Regions from separate parts of the Homo sapiens genome. Here region 2 is linked to region 1. Evidence: chromatin loops called from intact Hi-C (ENCODE). Cell type or tissue: body of pancreas. All regions are shown on one strand. Each heading gives the region's core, and the rest is flanking DNA. Links, peaks and the distances in the headings are about the cores only.

Evidence for each region. A loop is a pair of places that touch in the nucleus more often than their neighbours do. Peaks named below come from ENCODE experiments on the same cell type or tissue, not always from the same donor. Only the 100,000 strongest peaks of a DNase experiment are listed, where the experiment ranks them.
Region 2: a loop joins it to region 1, with 2.2 times the contacts of the local background. A loop is called at or near these places in 53 of 110 quality-filtered maps.

What each region holds. Positions count from the first base shown.
Region 1 is chr20:10,679,640-10,690,256 of GRCh38, forward strand. No RefSeq gene overlaps it. Among named protein-coding and RNA genes, the nearest start is that of JAG1, 11 kb to the left of the region's middle. In body of pancreas, for the core only: a CTCF peak has its summit at 4,117; no DNase peak of the experiment used is centred there; H3K27ac peaks cover 320 bases.
Region 2 is chr20:11,190,606-11,201,222 of GRCh38, forward strand. No RefSeq gene overlaps it. Among named protein-coding and RNA genes, the nearest start is that of LINC02871, 170 kb to the left of the region's middle. In body of pancreas, for the core only: no CTCF peak of the experiment used is centred there; no DNase peak of the experiment used is centred there; H3K27ac peaks cover 1,395 bases.

The sequences.
Region 1 (10,617 bases), core at 2,411-6,410:
CTGGAAATTACACTTCCAGAAGCAGGTAGTATTTGGAAACTACCACAATACAGTTTTCTCTGTGAGTACCTTTCATCTCACTTGCACTCAGCTTTTCCAAACAGATGCCTCCAGATCTCAAATAAATAAATAAATAAGGTAAAGTAGTTGCTGGAACTTGAGGAAGGAGAGCTAAATGTATTTAGTTATCTGAGAAAATTTCAAATTTTCACATACATAAATGTGAGAGTCAAAGAAAGGTGATTGCACCTGCCAATGGCATGAAAATAACAGAGCTTTGAATTACATATTTCATGTTCAGGTTAATGGTCCCAAATAAATTACAAGACTGTGTCTGTGTTTGACACTTTTGTTCTCAAGCCAGTGGTTTCTGTACTGATGGCTTCCTCTAAATTAGAAGTTATTAAGAACATCAAAAGTGGATCATTGCAATGCTTAGGTTTGATTTCCCATTGGGAAGATAAATAGTTGTTTTTATTATTGCTTTATGCTAACAGCACTTAAGGATGACTAAATAAAGAAATACTAGCTTCAGCACAGAAATATTGGTACAAGTAACAACTATACACTTCTAGATCCTTAGATATTAGTCATAACATAGGTTTACTGATACATAGATTTTCATAAGCATCATTCAGAAATCATTTCAGAGCAATATCAGAAGTTCTTTTTGCTTTTGGAAATAAGGCTAAGACATAGAAAACTTAGAAAGACTATAAAGAAGAAAGTTTAATTTCCAAAAGATGGTTATTTCCTCCACTGAAGTGATAATATTTCTTAAAAGCCAGATAAAAACTAGAGAAGTCAATTATTCTATTTCAGGATAGTTTGGCAGAAATTCATGTGAAGAGAAGTTGGGGTCGCGGGGGTGGGTTTCAACAGACCACACAGGTAGTGTAATGCAGATACTAGGAAGGGCAGGGCTCACAGTCTGAGGAATGTAGGCGTTGGCAGTCAAGGAAAAATCATAGCCCCAGCATATTCCGCATTGGCCTTAACACATCTAGAGGGGTCTATCCAGCTCTGGGCTGGAGATTTTTTGGAATTGTGGTAAAATATACATAAAAATCACCATGTGAACCAATTTTTAATTCTGTTGTATTCAGTAAATTCACATTGTTGTGCAACAATTTACAGAACGTTTTCATCTTGCAAAACTGAAACTCTATACCTATTAAATAACAACACCCATTTACCTTCCTCACCCACCCCCAGGCCCTGGCAATCGCCATTCTACTTTCTTTCTCTATGAATTTGACTACCCTAGGTACCTCTTAAGTGGAATCATATGGTATTTGTCCATTTATGCCTGGCTTATTTCACTTAGCACAATGTCATCAAGGTTCATCCATGTTGTAGCATATGTCAGAATTCCTTGTCGAGGCTGAATAACATTCCAGTGTATTTTTAGACCACATTTTGCTTATTCATTCAACCATTGATGGACACCAGAGTTGCTTCTACCTTTTGGCTATTGTGAATAATGCTGTTCTGACCATGGGTATGGGTGTATAAGTATCTATTCAAGACCCTGCTTTCAATTTTGGGGGGTATCTACTAGGCACCATTTTTTTTTTTTTTTTTGAGATGGAGTCTCATTCTGTCACCCAGGCTGGAGTGCAGTGGCACGATTTCAGCTCACTGCAACCTCTGCCTCTCTGGGTTCAGCAATTCTCCTGCCTCAGCCTCCCAAGTGGCTGGGATTACAGGCACATGTCACCACGTCCGGCTAATTTTTGTATTTTCAGTAGAAACAGGGTTTCACCATATTGGCCAGGCTGGTCTCGAACTCCTGGCCTTGTGATTCGCCTGCCTCGGCCTTCCAAAGTGCTGGGATTACAGGCATGAGCCACTGCGCCCGGCCTAGGCACCGTTTTTTAAGAGAATATTGACCAACTGTGCCACTCCCAGAAAAGAGTGATAAAATGTCTAAAAATATAGACCTTTAAGCAGAGCAAATGAAGGATTGAGAGGGTGTAACCAGAGAAGAGGAGAAAGGAAGCATAGCAGCTCTCTGCAGTGTGGGGAAGGCTGACTTGAGAGCGGACTTGAAATGCTGCAGATGACAGAATAGGCTTAATGGGTGAGGTTACAAGGAAATTGATTTTGACTCAGCAACAAACTTTGTTTTCATAAGAGCCATTCCTTAATGGAAGAGGCTCCCTTGGAGATAGTAAGTCCCTGCCATCTATGGATATCAAACAGGCTGACAGGCTGCTGTGGACCATTGTCAGTGGCAGGAGAGAGGGAGGTTCCCTGTCCTGGATGGGAGGTTGAACTGAGTGATTTCCTAGGAATCTACTCTTTATGAGGCCACAGCAAAATAAATGGATAGGGTGGAAACTCAGGTCTATAAACATAAAAAGCATCTAGGAGCCAGCTTTTAAACAAAATGTGAAGTTGATACCACTGATTGAGGATGATCACAACCTGGAGTACAGAAGTGACCATTTTGCACAGATTTATCTGCTTTTTGAACTCACTCTTCTAGGATCTATCGCACACATATTGCCTGCAACAAGTGAGTCAATTCTAAATGTCACAGCACTGGTCATCATAGCCTCGGTCTTATTATTATACCTTTGCTATTATGAATGCACTCTGAGGACCAGCAGCATTGGCATCACCTGGGAGCTTGATAGAAATTCAGGATATCGGACCCCTGTCCCACACCTTTTGACTCAGTATCTACAATTTCACAAGATCCTCAGGTGATTTGTGTGCACATTAAGGTCTAAGAGGCCTTAATCTAACCCACAACAACAGAAATATTCCAGAGTTAGTAGAAGTTATCAAATGATCTTTCCACTAAATGATTGCAATACTCTATCATTGGGTAAAAGTATTGGCTAATCAAATCCATCTTTGATTGTCCCATTATGAGCTCAGCGTCGTAATGGAAATTACAGTTATTTATTTAAGTATATATAGACCAGATAGTTTTTTAATAATTTTCAGCAAATTTCAGGTAAAATATATAAGCCAATAGAAAAATATAAATGAATAAATATCAGGACCAAGGAAAATGGAGCTGAAGATAGAAGATCAAGATCAGTGACAGGCAGGTCAAGGATGGCTACTTCAGTTGAGAATTGGATGCTGAGCTCCTTGACAGCCAAAGTAACCAAGGAAACACAGTCAGCTACAAGATTAACAGTCTCCATGCAGAATCAACAAGCTAGTCCTTCAGATGAAGCAAAGCTTTTTCTGGCATTTTGTTATGAAAGATATACACATATGTGTGAGCATATAATTATAAATATTTTGGGTGACCTTGCGTCTTACATTATGGAATGCAGAGGAAATGCAACTGCTTCTTAGAACGGTGCACCCTGAACTGAGGGCATGGCAACAAAGCACAGCTCAGAGGAAGCAGTCTGGAGGTGAAGTGGGGGTGGATTGAAGACTCTATCATTGCCATGGAGCAAGCTGGACTAACGAGCCAGAGGATGAAAGGTTATGGGGAAGAGAAGTAAGTAGTCCCAGATGAGATCATCTTTGACCAGTCAGCCTCCATCTGACCTACCAGCTGACTGCAGACACATGAGCAAGCCCAGCTAAGATCAGCTTACCGGCCCAGATCAGCAGAACTTTCCAGTCAACTCATAGACTTGTGAGAAATAACAACTGACTCCTTTAATTCAAGTTTGGAGCTGGTTTGTTATGAAGCACTATTGTGGCATTAGATAACTACTACAGCCTTCATGGGTGAAAATTTTAAAGAAAACAGAACCACAAATGTCAGCTTGCAAGTATTCAATGAATGATAATCACTACTAGTAAACTTCTGTGAGCCAAACGTAGCAGAGACTGGCCAACCTTAACTCAATAACCTCCACTTGAGAAAGCAAGCTGAAATGTGAGTTAAAGTGGCCTTATTGCAGGAATAATCTTGAGTCTGCTCCAACTTATCTTAAAAAATAAGTTATTAGTAGGCTCCCCTGAAACAATCCTGATAAAGACTCTTATAACCAACTTCTACTTAACCTAATCATTGGATTAACCAATGTTCAGCATTCCTTCTTTAATAAATACTGACTGTTCCCCACAGTGTGGAGAACGCTTGCAGTAAATAGACTGAGTTCTCATGTTCCTATGCAGTCTGTTTCAAAGAGGGAATCAGCTGTTATACTTCCCAGTAGTCAATTGGGAGGGTTCCCGAATCTGTATATGCCAATTGTACTTATTATATCATTCAACTCAATATTACATAAACTGATGAATATGAGTTCTTAAAAAAGATAGTGCTTCTATGCAACCCAAGTTAAATGTAACTTGATGAAAATAAATGTGAGTAGCTAAAAATGAATTTTTATTCAATGAATGTCACCAAGACAATTTTAAAATAATATTTAACTATTCTGAATAATCTAGAAGAATTCTGCGTTTAAATTGTTTTCCAAATGTCTTTTAGCTTTCCTATTTGACTAACAATAATAAATTAGCTTGTTATAGATGTGATAAGCTGCAATACTAACAACTTAAAAAGTTTTTGTCTTATATCAAAAGATAGGCAAATACATATTCATTTATACATTTGATATTAAAGTAAAACGTTTGTGTCTCATGTTTTATGATTCCATCTTTAACCAACATTTTTGATTAACCAACCAATTACTAGTGATGGTTGCATCACTTAAGAAGGTTTTATTCTGTTAGTAGAGCCTGGACCAATGCCTGACACATAACAGGAGCATTATTACTAACTGCTGAATGAATTTGTTGGATGAATTAGCGGCAAATTGCTGGCAATGCCCATTACAACCAAACCAGACATGTTTTCACACACCAATGTGTTTTAATACTGAGTTAAAAAAAATACCTGACTTTTTACTTTAACCATACTTTCTTTAACCTTACTTGTAGAAGATGGAGGAACAGCTTAGCTTTCCAATATTTCTCTAAATATTGCTTGTTTATACCAGGTCTCTAACAAAGGCTGATAACGTAGGTTTTTGGTGTTGTTGACAGTGTCCCACTAGCATGTATCAGAATCACCTGGAGGCCTTGTTCAACTGTAAATTGCTAGGCTCTATCATGGAGTTTCCATTTAGTAAGTCTGAGGTGGGACTCTAGAGTTTACATTTCTGACAAGTTGCCAGGTGATGGTATTCCAAGGAACAAACTTTGAGAGTCACTGACCTGGTATACCTCCAGAATAGTACAGTTATCAAGGTCATCTTACTCTTCCTCTAACCATTTACCCCAGTCCATTTAATTCCTTCAAATGTCTCAACTGATACTGGATTTGACTTCAATGTTCTGGCAATAAGTATTGAATTGGCTGGGTAAATTGATGGGATGAATATTGAATTGACTGGGTAAGTTAATTGGCTGGGATGAGGCAACAGATATATAAACCTAGGTTATGGGCCAGGTACAGTGTTGTTTTATTACATTTTATAATTTAACCCCCACAGCAACACTATAAAGTTGATATTAATATCTCCATTTTATAGATGAGAAAAACTGAGGGTCAGAAAGGTGATGCACTTCTATAACTAGCATCACTTTTTCACTTAGTATGGTCTAGATGGAGGACACACAGCTAGTAATCAGTGGAGTAAGAGTCAGGGTCAACTGAGACCAAAGGCCCTGTTCTTTCCACAACATCTAGCGGGAATATAAATTATCAGGTCGCTAAGATGAACACTTAAATCTAAAACAGGACTTCTTGGACTTTAATGTGCATATGAGTCTCCTGGACATTTTGTTAAAAATGCAGATTCCTATTCTACAGCTCTAGGACAGGCCTGAGATTTTGCATTTTTCACAAGTTCCTAGGTGATGGTGATGCTTAGAAAAGCAGTGCTCTCAACCCCATTTGCTTGGGTGCAGAGCCTGGGATGTCCCTTAGCAGGAAGTGGAGGTCCTGAATGGCCCTTCAGTCATGTTATAATATGTACACTTTGCCTTTCATTTTTCTCAGTGAAGAATTAGAAGAGGGAACCAAAGGGAAATTTATATTAAATGAATAAGCCCAAGAAAGAATGCCAAGGCCATATATTCTTCTTGAGAAAAAGGAGGATGAGCTAAGGAAAAAGGAATTGGGACTGCCTGGGAACCAACTAGGGAATATGGTCACCTGTTCACCAACTGCAGCAGCATGTGATGGGAATCTAGAACAATCCATTCTGCCCTCTCAGTTACCATCTACTGGAAAAGGGAGTGTGGAATTATAGTGAAAGCAGCTAGGAGGGCCAGGAACTTTAAAATCCCTCTTCATACCTTTCATGGCATACCTGTTGCTGTTTTATTTTCCATATTTGCATATGATAAAATTCACTCTTTTTGGTATATGGCTTTATGAATTTTGACAAACACATGCAGTCATGTAATCACCCCCATGATCAAGACACGGAACATCTCCATCACTCCCCCAGTCCGATCATGTTGCCCTTTGGTCCTCATTCCCTCCTCCTGTGCGTATAGTTTTGCCTTTTCTGGAATGTTCCATGGATGGCACCAAACAGTATGCAGCCTTTCGAGTGTGACTTCTTTCACTTAGCATTGTGTATTTGTGATTCATTCACGTTGTAGTGTGTCTTCCAGGTTGGATCCTTTTTTATTGCTGAGTGATAGTCCATACAGGGATGTTTGTTTATCCATCCCCAGTTGAGAGATCTTTGGGTTGTTTCATATCTCATTGGCTATGAATAGAGCTGCTATACATTTGAGTACAGGTTTTTGTGTAAACACACCTTTTAATTTTTCTTAGGTAAATATCCAGGATTGGGATTGCTGTGTCATATGGGAAGTGTACATTTCACTTTTTGGGAAACTTGAAACTTGCTAAACTGTTTTCCAGAGTGGCTGCAGCATTTTGCACTCTCCCCAGCAACGCATGAATGGTCTTTCTGAGACGCACGACCCACACGCTCCTCCCAGTACCCAGACACACATGGGTGGACACCCTTCACTGCAGGGATTTCAGTGAGGTCGCTGTCAGAGCAGGAGCCACCTGGGAGAAGACTGAGGTCAGAGGTTTTGGGAAAGCCAGCGAGCCTGGGCCTACCTCCCCCAGTCCTTCCCAGCCTTCAGGCCCATCTGTTAGGGCCCTTGCGCCTCCTCCTTGAAGAAGCCTTTGAGCCCACCTCTCTCCCCAGCAAGTGTGCAAGCCCCAAAACACCACCCTCCTGGTTTAGGCTTTGTTGTCAGATAATGTGACTTTGAAAAGAAGCCCCTCCTCTCCCACCAAAAGGAGGATAAGAAAGGCGCTCAGATCAATCCTCAGCAGATACATGGAGTCGCAAAGCTCCAGAAAATCCTTTATTCTCTTTTCTGAGCAGCTGCTGCGGCAGCACCCCGCCCCCAGCTCTGCCCCCAGTGGAAACCTGAAAGCTATTCATATCATTTAATCCTGTTGAAAATCCTCTTCGCTCTCTCTCGCTGAGGTGTGGTCGGCTGAGGTAAACCTGGGCTTAATTCATGTGTTGGAAAGCAGATGAAAGGTGTCACATGATTTGACATTCTATTTAGGAAACTGACTCTTCCCTAATCTAGAAGCTTCCACTCATAACCCCTGTTTGAAAGTGGTCAGAATAAAATCTTCAAGGTAAAGTCACAATTGGGTTTTCTTTGAAGGTGCATTCACTTCAGAAAACGGAGCAAAAGAGCAGAGGTAAAGTAGAGATGGTTCAAGGGGTTTGGAGTGGATTTTTACCTATGTATCACTCAGCTTAAACATCTACCAGATTGTTTACATTTTATCCTACACATGGCAAAAGAAAACTCTACAACCATTTTACCCTGTTGCCAATCATGGCCACATATTTTAGTTCTCTCTCTTGCCACCAAGAAGTATGAGATCTTATAGCTAAGTTCTTTCATTTTAAGAAATTTGGACATAAGATACTGTAAAGCTATATCCAGAATGAGTGTTCAGTCTACTCTCTTTTATTGCAGAGCTCATTGATATGCATCACTGGAAACATGCTCTCTGACCTTCTCAGGTGTTTTTAGGCTGGGAGAAGACTCCCCGTAAGAGTTTCATAGCTCCACCAGTTACAGAGAAAGCAAAAGAGCATGGGCAATTTCATCCATATTCAGAGAATAAATTTCTTCTGGCTTGTTTCGGGACCCAAACAGTATTTGGAGAATAAATGATCCCAGATGGCTAATTAAGGGCGACTTCCTTATACAAAAAATTATTTTAAGAACCCCCATGAAAATCTCAATTCCCTGGCAGGCAATATTTATTAAACTTCTCCTAAACATAGGCTGGTCCATGAGGCATACTGGAGAAACACAAATGTAAAGTCTATCCCAAAGGGCTTTGTAATCACAGAGTACATGAAAAAATATCAGAGCAGTAGCAGGGATATTAAACCCGTAGTCAACATGCACAACCTTAGCTGTACATTGGAATCACCTAGGGAACTTTAAAAATTATTGATGCCTGGGCCCCACCCCCCAGAGATCCTGATTTAATTGGTCTAGGTTACAGCCCGGGCACTGAGACTGTTTAAATCTTCCAATGTGTAGCTAAGGTTAAAGCCTGCCGTTCTAGCTAAACAAACCATGCACTAAGCATGTGACTGAATTAATGACTTTACCAGAGCCTTCTCTTTCGCAGAGGGCCCATCCAATGTGTGTCTCACGGTGAAATGGTCCAGGAAAGTTAGGTGAGAGGAAGCTGTAGGACACATAAGACTGGGATCTGGAGTTGTGTGAGAGAGAAACTGAGAAAATGCCACACTGACGCTTGTCAAGTAGGAAATACGGTTGAGTAATGGAGGGACCAGAAAGAGCAGGAGAGTCCTTAGAAAAATGCGTTTCTTGTAGATAGTGCTTTACAGGTTAAAATCACTTTCACATTATTTCCTCATAAATATGGAGGTAAGAAAGCATAAAGAATAAAAGTCAGATAGACTTGGGTTAAAGTTCCAGCTCTGCTACTGCTGAGCTCTGGAATCTTGGGCAAGTTACTTAAATTGCCTCAGTTAAGTAACTAAGCCTCAGTTTCCTCATCCATAGAGTGGAAATAATAATAGTGCCTTTCTTATAAGGTGGCTGGGAAACTTAAATAATGTATGTAGAATGCTTAGTTCAATGCCTGGCACATGGTGAGCTCACCACATGTCTGAGTTGCCACTGCCATTATCTTCAGCATAGTCATCATTGTTTTGGTGTAGAATGGAGACCTATGGTCAGCCTCAACCAAGGGGTATAGGGAAATGAGAAGTGAGTGAAGTTTGTTCTGAATGAACAGAGTAGGAACTAAAAATCATAAAAATACTTCACAAACTAAGGCCAAAGGAGCCGTTACATTATGGTTGGAACATTTGATCTCTCAAAGGCTTCATTTATCTGTGACAAAGTTTGTGCTTGCATGGCATTTTCAGAGGAAGGGAGGTAGAACTTAACCAGGGAGTGAAGCAGCAGGTTATATATAATAGTTGCTCAGTTAAAAACTTGATGAGTTGAAGTGAACACCTCTTGAGTAGCTGTAACACTAAGTCTTAGATGAAGCTTGGCTCTGCATGAGAGAATAGTGTGGGTGGGCAGCCAGGCCACACTCAGTGACAGAGAGCTGAGTCCTGGGCTTGAGTGGATGCACCTGGGAAAGAGGACGGAGATGAGTGAGGAGAAAGAGAGCACTGGTGTATGTTTGAGAGGTTGCTAGTAGGTCATAAGCCATAGAGTTGAAGGGGCTGCTGAGGGTGAAATCGAGATGGTCTTAGATTAGTGAAGAACCCGCTCTCATTTGAGACCCTTCTTTAGGTTTCGTGGCCCTTGAACCCCCATGAAAATCTCAATTCCCTGGCAGGCAATATTTATTAAACTTCTCCAAAATATAGGCTGCCCTTCCTTTGCATGGCAGGAAAAATGAGAAGGGTGGCAGGAAGGGTCTGATGTTCCTCCCAAGATCAAAGGTAATGTATACTTGTTGGTTTTATGGCCTCAGACCAAGGCACGGGTGATGATTGCCAATCTCCCTTTCCATTCCAAGGTCCTAGGCACCCACTCTCTTCTAACTGCCCTCTCTCAATGTCCTTCCTGCTGTTTTCAAAGTCCTTCTGGGGCTGACCTCTCAGAGAGCTACTAGATAGTTCCTTATGATCCCTCTAGCTTAATGCTTGTCACAGTGAAGTCTCCATTAAGAATCACCTCCAGAAGTTGTTAAACAGATTTTCATCCCTCCCCCTACCAAGAGTTTGATTCAGAAAGTCTGGGGTGGGGCTGGAGCATTTGCCTTTTAGCAAGCTCCCAGTTGATGCTATGGCTGCTAGCCTGAGATCCACACTTTGAGTAGCCCTGATCTGACCACCCTGCAATCCCAGCCCCTGCTGCCCTCAGGATTCTTGAGTGTGTGCGTTTGCTTATCTCCTAGGGGAGGGGATTAACTTTAGTAAATTATCCAGGGGCTGTTAGTTGGGATTCTGGCTTCAGATGGGGGATTCTCAGCAGATGTTTTTAAACAGGACTCAAATATTGGTCTTTTTGGAAGAGATTTTATGGAAAACAGAGTCTATGATGCCCACGTTCTTCTAAGGAGGGCCACCATTGCGTATTGTGTTCCATCTAAGCTTAAGAGACATGAAGGGGTAAGATGAGGGTGAGATGTATTATAAAATTTTGTAAATTATTTAAAGTCTGTATGCCAATGGCTTTTTT
Region 2 (10,617 bases), core at 2,793-6,792, 510 kb after region 1:
TTTTAATCAATAGATTCATTTATTAGCCATTTGTTCAATACTTACTAGATAGCTAGTCAGTGCTAGACTGGGCCTTCGGATACAGTGGATCCAACAGACAATTATCTACACTCAACATCACTTACATTCTACGTGGAAGACAGATAATGAACTGGCTTTAAAAAGGGACAATCAAAACTATTAAATACTGGGGCATATCCCCTAAAGAAATTTATCAGGGTGAAGACAAAGATGACTCTTTTGGATAGAGTGAGTAAGAAAAGTAACAGTTGGGTTGAATTTTAAAGGATAAGAATGAATCAGCCATGCCAGGAACCGGGGAAAGACCTCCCAGTCAGAGAAAAGAGAGAGCAGAAGGCACTGACCCAGGAAAGAGTGACTTCTCCAGCAGGGACAAAAGGAGGCCAGCATTGGGTTGAAGTACAGTGAGTAAGGGTGGGAGCAGTCTTGGGTGGTGGGGAGATGGATATGAAAGTGGAGTTCATCTCAGGTGGATTCTTGTAGGACGTAACTAGGAGTTTGGATTATTTTGGGGGTCAGGGAGAAAGGGAAGCCATCAGAGCGATTACATGACCAAAGCTTTAGCATGTTCACTTCAGATGCTGCATGGCAAAATGCACCGAGAAGGCCAGAGTGGAGACTTCTATTTTATTTACATATTTTGTCTGTATTGATAGCACAGTTTCATCTTGGAAACAATGACAGTAACTTATTTTGCAACAATTTAGCTAATAGAAAAGACAGAAAAGGGCCAGACATGGTGGTCCACTCCTGTAATCCTAGCACTTTGGGAGGCCAAGGTGGGCAGATCACCCGAGGTCGGGAGTTGGAGATCAGCCTGACCAACATGGCAAAACTCCATCTCTACTAAAAATAAAAAAACTAGCCCGGTGTGGTGGCAGGAGCCTGTAATCCCAGCTACTCAGGAGGCTGAGGCAGGAGAAATGAACCTGGGAGGCAGAGGTTGCAGTGAGCCAAGATGGTGCCATTGCACTCCAGCCTGGGTGACAAGAACAAAACTCCTTCACACACACACACACACACACACACACACACACACACACACACACACGACAGAAAAGGGGAAATTGCAACTGGGCATTTATTACAGGATTAGCTACTCTCATCTATTACTTGGATGGAGAGAAATAAATAGATTTCAGGTTTGTTTTGGGAAGAGAATCCATAGAATTCACTGGTAAACTAGATGTGGAGTATAAGAAAAGAGCCCTCAAGCATAGTTAGCAGTTTTCTAACTACATCGACTGTGAAAGACGTGGAAGTATTTTTCTCAGATGGGGAAGATGTGGACAAAAAAAAGCAGTGAGAGAAGAGAATGTTGGACACTGAAGGTTTTTGAGGGACAAATAGAGATATCAGGAATCAATTGTGAGGTCCAAATGTTAGGTATTGGCTAAAGACATAAATTTGAAGAACTGAGCATTTAGACCAGGGGTTAGCAAACCCTTGCATGTGGGCCAAATCTAATCACTGTTTGTTGCCTTATGGCTGTGTGAATGCTTTCCATGTTTAAATGGTTGGAAAAAAATTAAAACAAAAAAATTATGATATATGAAAATTATATGAAACTTAAATTTTAGTGTCCATAAATGAAGCTTTATTGGAACACAGCCAATATATTTGTTGATATATTATCTATGGCTACTTTTATACTACAAAGGCAGAGTAGAGTAACTGTGATAGAGACCATATGCCCTGCAAAGTCAAAAATATTTACTATACAGCTATTTATAGAAAGACTTTGCCTATTATTAATTTAGATGATATTAAACCTAAGGGATTGGACTGTACAAATCCTAGAAAGTTTTGCTTTGTCTTTGCGTCCAGCAAGCCTGATGTCCTGGAAAAATGTGGGAACCTGGAGAGAGGACCATCCATTCACTTGCCTGCTGTGAGTCTCACTTGTGGACTCTCTAAGGAAGGAACAACATCAGAAGAGAATGATAAATGACCAAAGCCAGACAGGGTCCCTGCACTGCAAGCTCCAAATTAACTCTAGAGTGAACAGATCTGCAAAGTTAAAAAAAAAAAAAAGAAAGAAAGAAAACATGGGAAAAGGGCCTTCTGTTTATTTTTTTTCCCCTTATTAATTTACCACAACCACTGTCCCACTGTCAAGTATCCCAGTTTCTGTCTGAGAAGAGCAGCTGGCAGGGACAGTGATCAAAAAGCAGTTGGAAAACCCCAAGAAATTATGGAACCCTCATAAAAGAATCAAAGGACAATGTTTTTCAAACCACTTGAAAAACTAAAGCCTCCATTCTGGTCATACCATTCATTGTGTTTCTCGTGGTGTGTTAACTGCAATGAAGGACATGGGCAGTTGTGGAGATTGGGGTAGAATGTTTTCAGTGAAATACCAGCCTCCTAAGTGACAAGATTCACAGGAGCCTGTGCTTTAGCATGAAAATAATGTCCTCAATGTATCTTAACTGAGAACCAGACAAGTAATTTTTTAGTAGAACTTCAAACAATTGTTTACAGTAGAGTATAAAACATACTGCATATTAATTATATTCACACTCCTACTTGAGCTACACCAGTTGTCAGCGTTGACTATATATTTTCTACATATTTTATAATTAATAATAATAATTCTTTTTGGGAAGGTTTAGCCAATAGAAGGGAGATGGGGTGGTGGTTAAGTACCTCAGGATTGCAACTTGAGAGTGAATGGCAAGGAAACCACTTAATCTTTAAAACACACACACACACACACACACACTGTATTTCAAAATCTTCACTAGGTATTTGAGGTGGTTTTTTACTAGTGTTTTGAAATAGTGACTGTGACTCAAGAAAGGCTAGAAGATGCCACATCCATTCATATTTTTCTGCTAGGATTCTTATGGCTTCTAGTTGTGGTGAACCAACCTCATTCTACCAGTCATACAAGCTTACTATGACTTGTCAGCTTTTCCATTCCCTGGTCACTTAAGTTAAGTGTATCCATTTATTTACTTCTCTCCAATATTGCCAAAATCTACAGTGAGGAAAAACATTATCTGAGCCATTATATGTTGAACCATTATTAGGAAATATTTGGCATTTATGTATAAATAGTTTCAGTTGTAGAACAAAAAGCCTCTATTAAAATTTCTGGAACTTCTTTTTCAGAAAATTTTATCATTTAAATAGGCTCATAAAATTATTTTGTCATGACATATATCACAATGTAATATAATCTATTTGTATCTGTGTGCATGTACATACACACACCATATATCAGACATTGTTTTATAAATTTATTATAGCAGGTGGCTATTCAATAAATTTTGGAAGAAAGAAATACAGACCTATCCATACATCTGGAGTAGCTTTGACCTTGACCAACTTAACTTCTACTCTCCATGATCATGTAGTGTTCTATTTAGAGGATCCCAGTGTTGTTATTAGAGCACCTTGCATATACCAAGTGCTCAATAAATGATGGCTGAATGCAGAATAAAATCATTACTGACACTTTCTTTTTTAATCCCCAAGGGCATGGCACAAGTTTCAATAAATACCAGGTGATTTCTACTGAAAATAATTTTACTGTATAATTTACAAAGTGCTTAAGTATCCACTACCTCATTTAGTCCTTACTACAGTTCTACAAGCTAAGTAGTTTTATCCACATTTTAAGGTGAGAAAATTACGCCCAGAGAAGTTAGATGACTTGCTCAGGGTCATCAACAAATAAGACATCATGAAGGGAATGAATTCAAATTTGGTGCCTTTGCATCATCCACTTTTTGTGTAGAGTTGACTGGTCAAAAGTCTGTCTCTCATTTACAAGTCAAGGTGCCAGGCATACAGTCTTGAATGTTGAGCCTCAGGCCTCCAATGAGCAATTTGTATTATAACCAAATAGAGTTGTTTGGCCATTTTAGGTCAGCATTTATGGTATTTACACCTATGAACCTACCCCCTTTTCTCTTTACAAACTTATAGGTTGACAATTTTTTTGTGTGAAAATTCACTGAAATGAGATTATCTCATTTTTGCCTCTTGATTTTTGGTGTGCTTTCTTGTTCTTGTTTAAAACATTTGGTTTTGTTTTGATATTAAGCTTCAGTGTCAGTCCTGTGAAGACGTAAGATAGAAGCTATACATGTACAACAATATAATCCATACTTCCAAAGCTACAATAAGCAGTAACACTTTTGGAGCGAAAAATCTTGGTAAAGCAAACAACACATGTTTTGGGGTTTGAGATCTAGGTTTGAGGCCTAGCCACAGCACTCTCATGTTCTTTTTGACCCAAGCCAAATCACTCAGCCTGCTGAGATCTCAGTTGTTTTTTTTCATCCTGGACAATGGGCATGATGCTGACTGTCCCTCTGGGTGGTTCTGAGGATCTTGGGAGGATGGATATAAGTGCAACTTAAACTCTGGAGCCCTTTACAACTGCAAGGCAGCATTATTCACTCAAACATAAAAATAGGTCATTAAGCATCATCAAAGGGAAAAGTAAATGTTCAGGGATCATCTCTGCTGCACTGTTGCTGGGGAAAGAGGCTCTTTGTCCCTTTAAGAGCTTTCAGACACATCTCTAGTCACATCCTAAAAGCCTTCCTAGTTGTGTAGCTTAGGTGCATCCGGTAGCACAGCCGTGTTCTGATCTTCCTGGCAGATGTCATAATTTACTGTCACCCCCATGCAGGAATGCAGGGCGAGGGGCCCCCATGCCGGCTCTGTGATCCATTGCCTGACAAGTCCTGAGTGTCAACCTCAGGCAGGCCCAGCGGAGGTGGAACACCATTTACCTGATAGTGCCTGTGATAAAGTGGGCAATTAGACGCACTTGGAAAAGCCTGGCTGGAAACTGGCTGGCATTTACACAACATTACAGCCAAGTCAGGCTTCATAAAAGTTAATGGAGAAAAATGAAGTCCTTCAAGATCTACCTTGCTCTCTGAGGAAGTCAGGAACACAGGACTCTGTAGCTTTATTTCTTTTTGTGTCTCTCCCACCTTTTCACTCTATTTCCCCCAGACAGGGTAATATATTCTCATTGGAGATGGGAGTAAAGGAAAGCGAATTGAGAGTTGAGGTCTTAAGTGTTTGATCTCAGAGGCATGTTATTTCTTTAGTCTTCAATCCTCTCTCTTCCCCTCCTCTCTGTCTCTCTCTCACACACACACATGCACACACACACACACACTCTATACTTCTATAGAGTATACACACTCTATATTTCTCTGTCTTTCTGTCTCTGTCTCTCTCTCACACACATGTGCGAGCACACACACACACAATCACAGTGCTAGGATTTAACTTGGCACCTTGGCTTACAATTTGCCTCTCACTGGAGTTTCTGGAGTTTGGTGCCAGTTCAAGAGCATGATCTGTTTGACATGAATTCTACAGCCCTCTCTTCATTTCCTCCTAACTGGATAGCTTCAGTTTGCCGATGATTAATGAGTCTGGAAGGTGAGCGACAGTTATCTTAAGGGCTCTCAAAAGTTTATTTCAGAGACTAGCCAAACTCTCCTGCTACATTAACTGCAGCGAAGTTTCCTGTTTAACAGCCCATGGAAAATAACTGCCTGACCCCCGCCCCCCCCCCAAACCAAGCTGCCATGAGCGCAGCTCTGTTTATTGGCCAACAGTGTGCATGTTCTCTCTATCGCTTCCTTTCAGGCAGACGAACATTTTACCTATGAGAAGTAGGAAGTCCATTGTGAGGCTGGTCCAATACTGGACCTCATTTGGATGTGGAGGATTTCTGAAATTGGAAAGTCAGGACTGATCTGGAAAATGTGCTTACAGATAGTGGAACAGGAAAATGATTCGCTCCCCAAGGCCAGTTCCTCCTCCTCTGCTGGGTGGAAAAGGTGGGAGGAAGGGACAGGGTGTTCTGCCTGTGATTGGAATTCCCCTGTAGAGTCATAGAGGATGAGCAAGCCTTTGGTTTTCCTTTTTCATATTTTATTTTGCACCTACAATAATAAGCATGCAGAGAGGAGACAGAGAGGCCTAAATGAGTTTTTTTCCTTTCTAAATAATGACCAGCTCTGTATCAATCTGAAGGCTACTGAGGGATGCTGGTGGCTGGATGGCGGGGCCTATTTAGGGTTTTGGCCTGATTAAAAGGTAGTCCCAGGGACATGCAGGCCTACCAGGTGCACACTGGTGCCAGCCACTTCAGTGGGGTGGGGGAAATTACTGGGCCTGCTGTCTCAAGTTTGAGAGGACATCTGAGATTCGGGTCCGATAGGGTCACAATGTCTTCAACACGAATAAATAGGCAGTTGTAGGTTGGGGAAGGGAAAGCTAAAGTGGAAAATAAATAACTTAAGACACCAGACAAGTTCTGGAGACTGAGGTAGAGAGATGATGGAGTGCTCTTCACCCATGTACACTTCAGCCTCTCATGTCATCGTGGTGATGCTGCCAAAATAGACCCAAGTTACATTTTCCTTATGATCTCATTTTACTGGGCTTGAAGCCTACCTCACTCAACATCTTTGGAGGGTACATTGAAACGAGCTGTTTGTAAGACAGTATTAAAGGAAGTGGCGTTATATGTGTGTGTATTTGTGTCATATACATATATGAAACAAAGATATTTGAATATATACATGTAGATAGTTTCCCAAAAACCCATCTCCCTTGGGGAATAGTCTCACCTTCAGGGAGAGGTGCTAGAGAGGGTCAGAGATTCTCCTGCTCTATGCCATAAGACCAAAGATAGATTGTAATTATGATCCCAATTCTTTGCCTCTCCTCTATCCGTGCTATTTGAAGCCCCTCCCATCAAGAGGTGAGGTCTGGGTCTATTTCTCTACTCTTTGATTATTGATTGGCCTTGTGACACAGCTGGGCCTATAGTGGAGGTTACACTGTGCCAGTTTTGTCTAAGCCCCGAGATGTCTTGTGTGTTTCCTCTTGCCCACTCAATCCCTGTAAGTTGCAGCCATGACACTATGCCCTGAATAGCCTTCTGTAGGATGAGACATGAGGGACAGAGCCATGTCATCCCAGTGGTTTTAGCGAAGGCTGTCCTAAATCAGCCAAAGGCTAACTGACCTCTGAAATATGAATGGGCCCAGCAGAGCCCAGGCCAAATCACCAAACTACAGACACAAAAACTCAATAAATCTTATTGCTTTGAGCCAGAGTTTGGGGCTGGTTTGTTATGTGTGTTATTTATTATCACAGCAATAAATAACAGATGCAGTTGCCTCTGCTTACTGTTCCAAGTCTTACTTTTTTTTTTTTTTTGGTCACTCATTTACATCTTTTTACATCTTTGCTAGTGAGCCAGTCTGATAGTGGCCTTTATCTTACATGATTTTTCAGTCCTTCATTTGGCTTTACCTTCATTCTCTTTCTTTCCTCACTCCCACTCACTTTGCATAAGAACCCATTTTGTTTTTCTATGGCACTCTTAAGTTAATACCAGACAGCCCTGACATTAGTAGGGAATTTTTCTCAGTTCCTCTCAAGCAACTTCTACATTTTGTGTTATTTTGACATTTGGGAGAAAGAAACAAACAATAAACAACTCTGTAATGCATTGGGTAATACATAGTGCTGTGGAGAAAAATTAAGCAGCATATGCCAAATATTGAGAGTTGAGGGGAAGGGTGCTGAGTGGGGAAAGGGGTGCTTCTTTTTCATAAAGGGTCCCTAGGCAAGGCCTCTCTGAGAAGGAGGCATGTGAACAAATACTAGGTGACTTGATCCTTTTCTAGACTATATTGGAGTGGGATGAAGGGTATGTAGGTCACTCCCCTGGTTACCTATTTCAAGGACTGATATGGAGACATAAAGAATCACCATAACTTGCCCAATAAAGTGCCACTCATCCATGGTCACTGTGGGAAGGAGGCAGCATTTCAGGGCTTGCAATTCTTTACATGCTTAATCCTTCTAGTATCAGAACTTTAACAAGCACCTGCTGGACCTGAAGTCTAAAGAGCTAGATTTTTACATCTATGCTGCCACAAGAAAATCATGTAAACTTGACAAAGTCATTATTTTCTCTGGGTTGATTTTTCTCATATGGCAAGTGAAGGGTTGAATTAGATGCATTTTAAAGAAACTACCAAGTCTGTCATTCTGTGGTTTTATGAGATTATGTAGCTGGTGCTACATTGAGTTTTTCAGGAGAAAGAAAAGAAGAAATAATTGTAATAACAATATTGCCCTCCTCACCGACCCGTATAATCTTCTCTAATTCTTCACAAAGATGAGAGAGACAGAAAGAATAATACAAGGGGGTAGAAAATAATGCATGCTTTAGGAATCCAAGCAATACTTTTTCTCTTCCTCATTGAGTCTTTGTACCTTCTGTCCCAAATCCAGAAAGAGCTAGTCTGCTTTCTCATGAACCATCCTAAATCTATAGGGCATTACTCCTTTAGGCATCTGCCAGATTCTAATTCTGAAGGATGATGTAGGATTTGGGTGTTAAAGTTGCTACTGTGTCCCCAGTTCAGGGCTCTGAACTGTCTCCTGGTGATGGGGCACACTGCTGCTGACAATTTTGGGTGAGAGGTTACCCATAGTGAGCCTCCACTCATTTTCTACTCAACAAGGACCTCCCTGGAATTCATCTGTGGTCAAAAAGAATCGTGGCAAACTTTGGCTATTGTACATGCAACAGAATGGCACTTCGATGTTTGTGGAGCATGGCAAGACTGCAATCCTATAACCTTACTGGCCTGGTAGAACTATTGTCATCGATGATGATCATGCAACTAACAAGAACTGTCCAATAAAGAACTGTCCATGTGGATCAATAAAGGATCCACATGACATGTGAATAGAGGGAGGACTGGCTGGCAAGGAGGAATGAGGCCAGAAATGGAAAAGAATACATAAGCCAGAAAAAAAAAAAAGCCAGCTTCTAGAGGAAGCATTGATAGCCAAAGCCTGCCTGCTTGGGCCTGGCTCAGCACACTCCCTCCATTCTTGATGCAGGTGTTATCAAGATTAGAGCATGCTGAACTGCTGGAACTGCACAGAAAATGTCATTCAGGAGACATTGAGGGAGAGAAAGTGGGGCTGCAGCAGTCAGGAAGGGGCATAGGGCCTTCCTGCGTAGTCATTTTCACAGCACAGTAAGAATAATAGAATGAGAAAATATGATTTTACAAGAAAAAATGGTTAAAGAAAAAGAGACAAAACATCACCATCATGCACACTCACAAACACAGACACACACACACAAACATGCACAAAACAGGGTATTGACTACAAGGAATGAATGTTTCCATTCTATTGCCAAAAAGGCCTGATTCTCTTTAACTGCTGTTTACCATTTTTCATTGTTTTATTACTATTATTATTTTGAAAATACTAGTTAAGCAATTACCTCAACCACTTTTGAAACTGTAGTATAGTGAAGTGGTTAAAAATGAGAATTCTGGAGCCGAACATCCTGAAACCAAACCCCAGTTTGTACCACTTTCTGTTTTGGGTCTGGATACATTAGCTCCATATTCCTTAATTTTCTCATTTATAAAATGAAAGTTATAACAACTTACATGTCATAGAGTTTTTATGAAGATTAGATAAAATTATATGTGTGAAGCACATGGAAAATCAATGCCTTGATCATTTGTTATGAATATTTTCAACTCAGATACAATGCAGCCGTTTACAGAGGTCTAATAATGAATAAATATAGTGGTTGGAGGTTATGAGAGATTTAAAATGTACACATAAAGCCATTCCTCATTTACAAAATAGTTTAAGAGGAAGAATTACATGTAAAGAATTTAAATAGGACAATTATTCAAGACAAAATAGAAAGTAAAATCAAATAGAAATATTAATGAAATAGAGAAGTGATAGGTTCTCATTTCTTTTTACAATGTGTAAAAAGAAAATATAGTTTATTGGAAATCAATATTAAGGTAGAAAAGAGAATCTCCTTTTTATGTTGAGGGAGCATTTCAGAAGTCATTTAGTTTAACCTTTTGTTTATGATACAAACCTATTTTATGATTTCTCTGAGATCTTATCAGTCAAGGAGTGATTATGTTATATGGCTCATAGTTCATTCACTCAGGAAGCAATCTATTCCATTTTTGAAGAGCTATTAAGAAAAGACAAATAAAAAGCTATCAAAGGTCACTTATAGGAAAGAAGAAAAGGAGTAAAGCTGTTAACTTGTGAAGAGCTTAATTGGAGTACCTCTACTGAAAGTTAGGTTATTCATATTAATCTCTCTGCTAAAAATAATTTTAAAATTCTGAATAAAATATTTTTAAAGGATTAATATGAAGTGTTAAATAACTCATAAGATAGAAATTGTAGAGAAAGATGCAACTCAAAAGATAGAAAACAAAGTTTGATTTTACCATAAAGACAATTGTCAAAACTGAGAAATGTGAACACTGGTTTTGGGAACTTTAGCCTTGAGGAGAAAAAAGAGAAATAAATTAAACTCAGAGCCTTCTAAGGCTGAGGAATCATCAACTTCAGTTAGGCGTTAAAGGATTGTACCATCAGAACAAAAGTGAAGAAGAAATAAGGTGGAACTTAGATGGATTTGCCAACAAATTTGCAATTCCTTGGTGCCTCTTTAGAAAAAAAGAAAACACACACACACACACACACACACACACACACACAGAGTTAATTTTAATTTAGAGT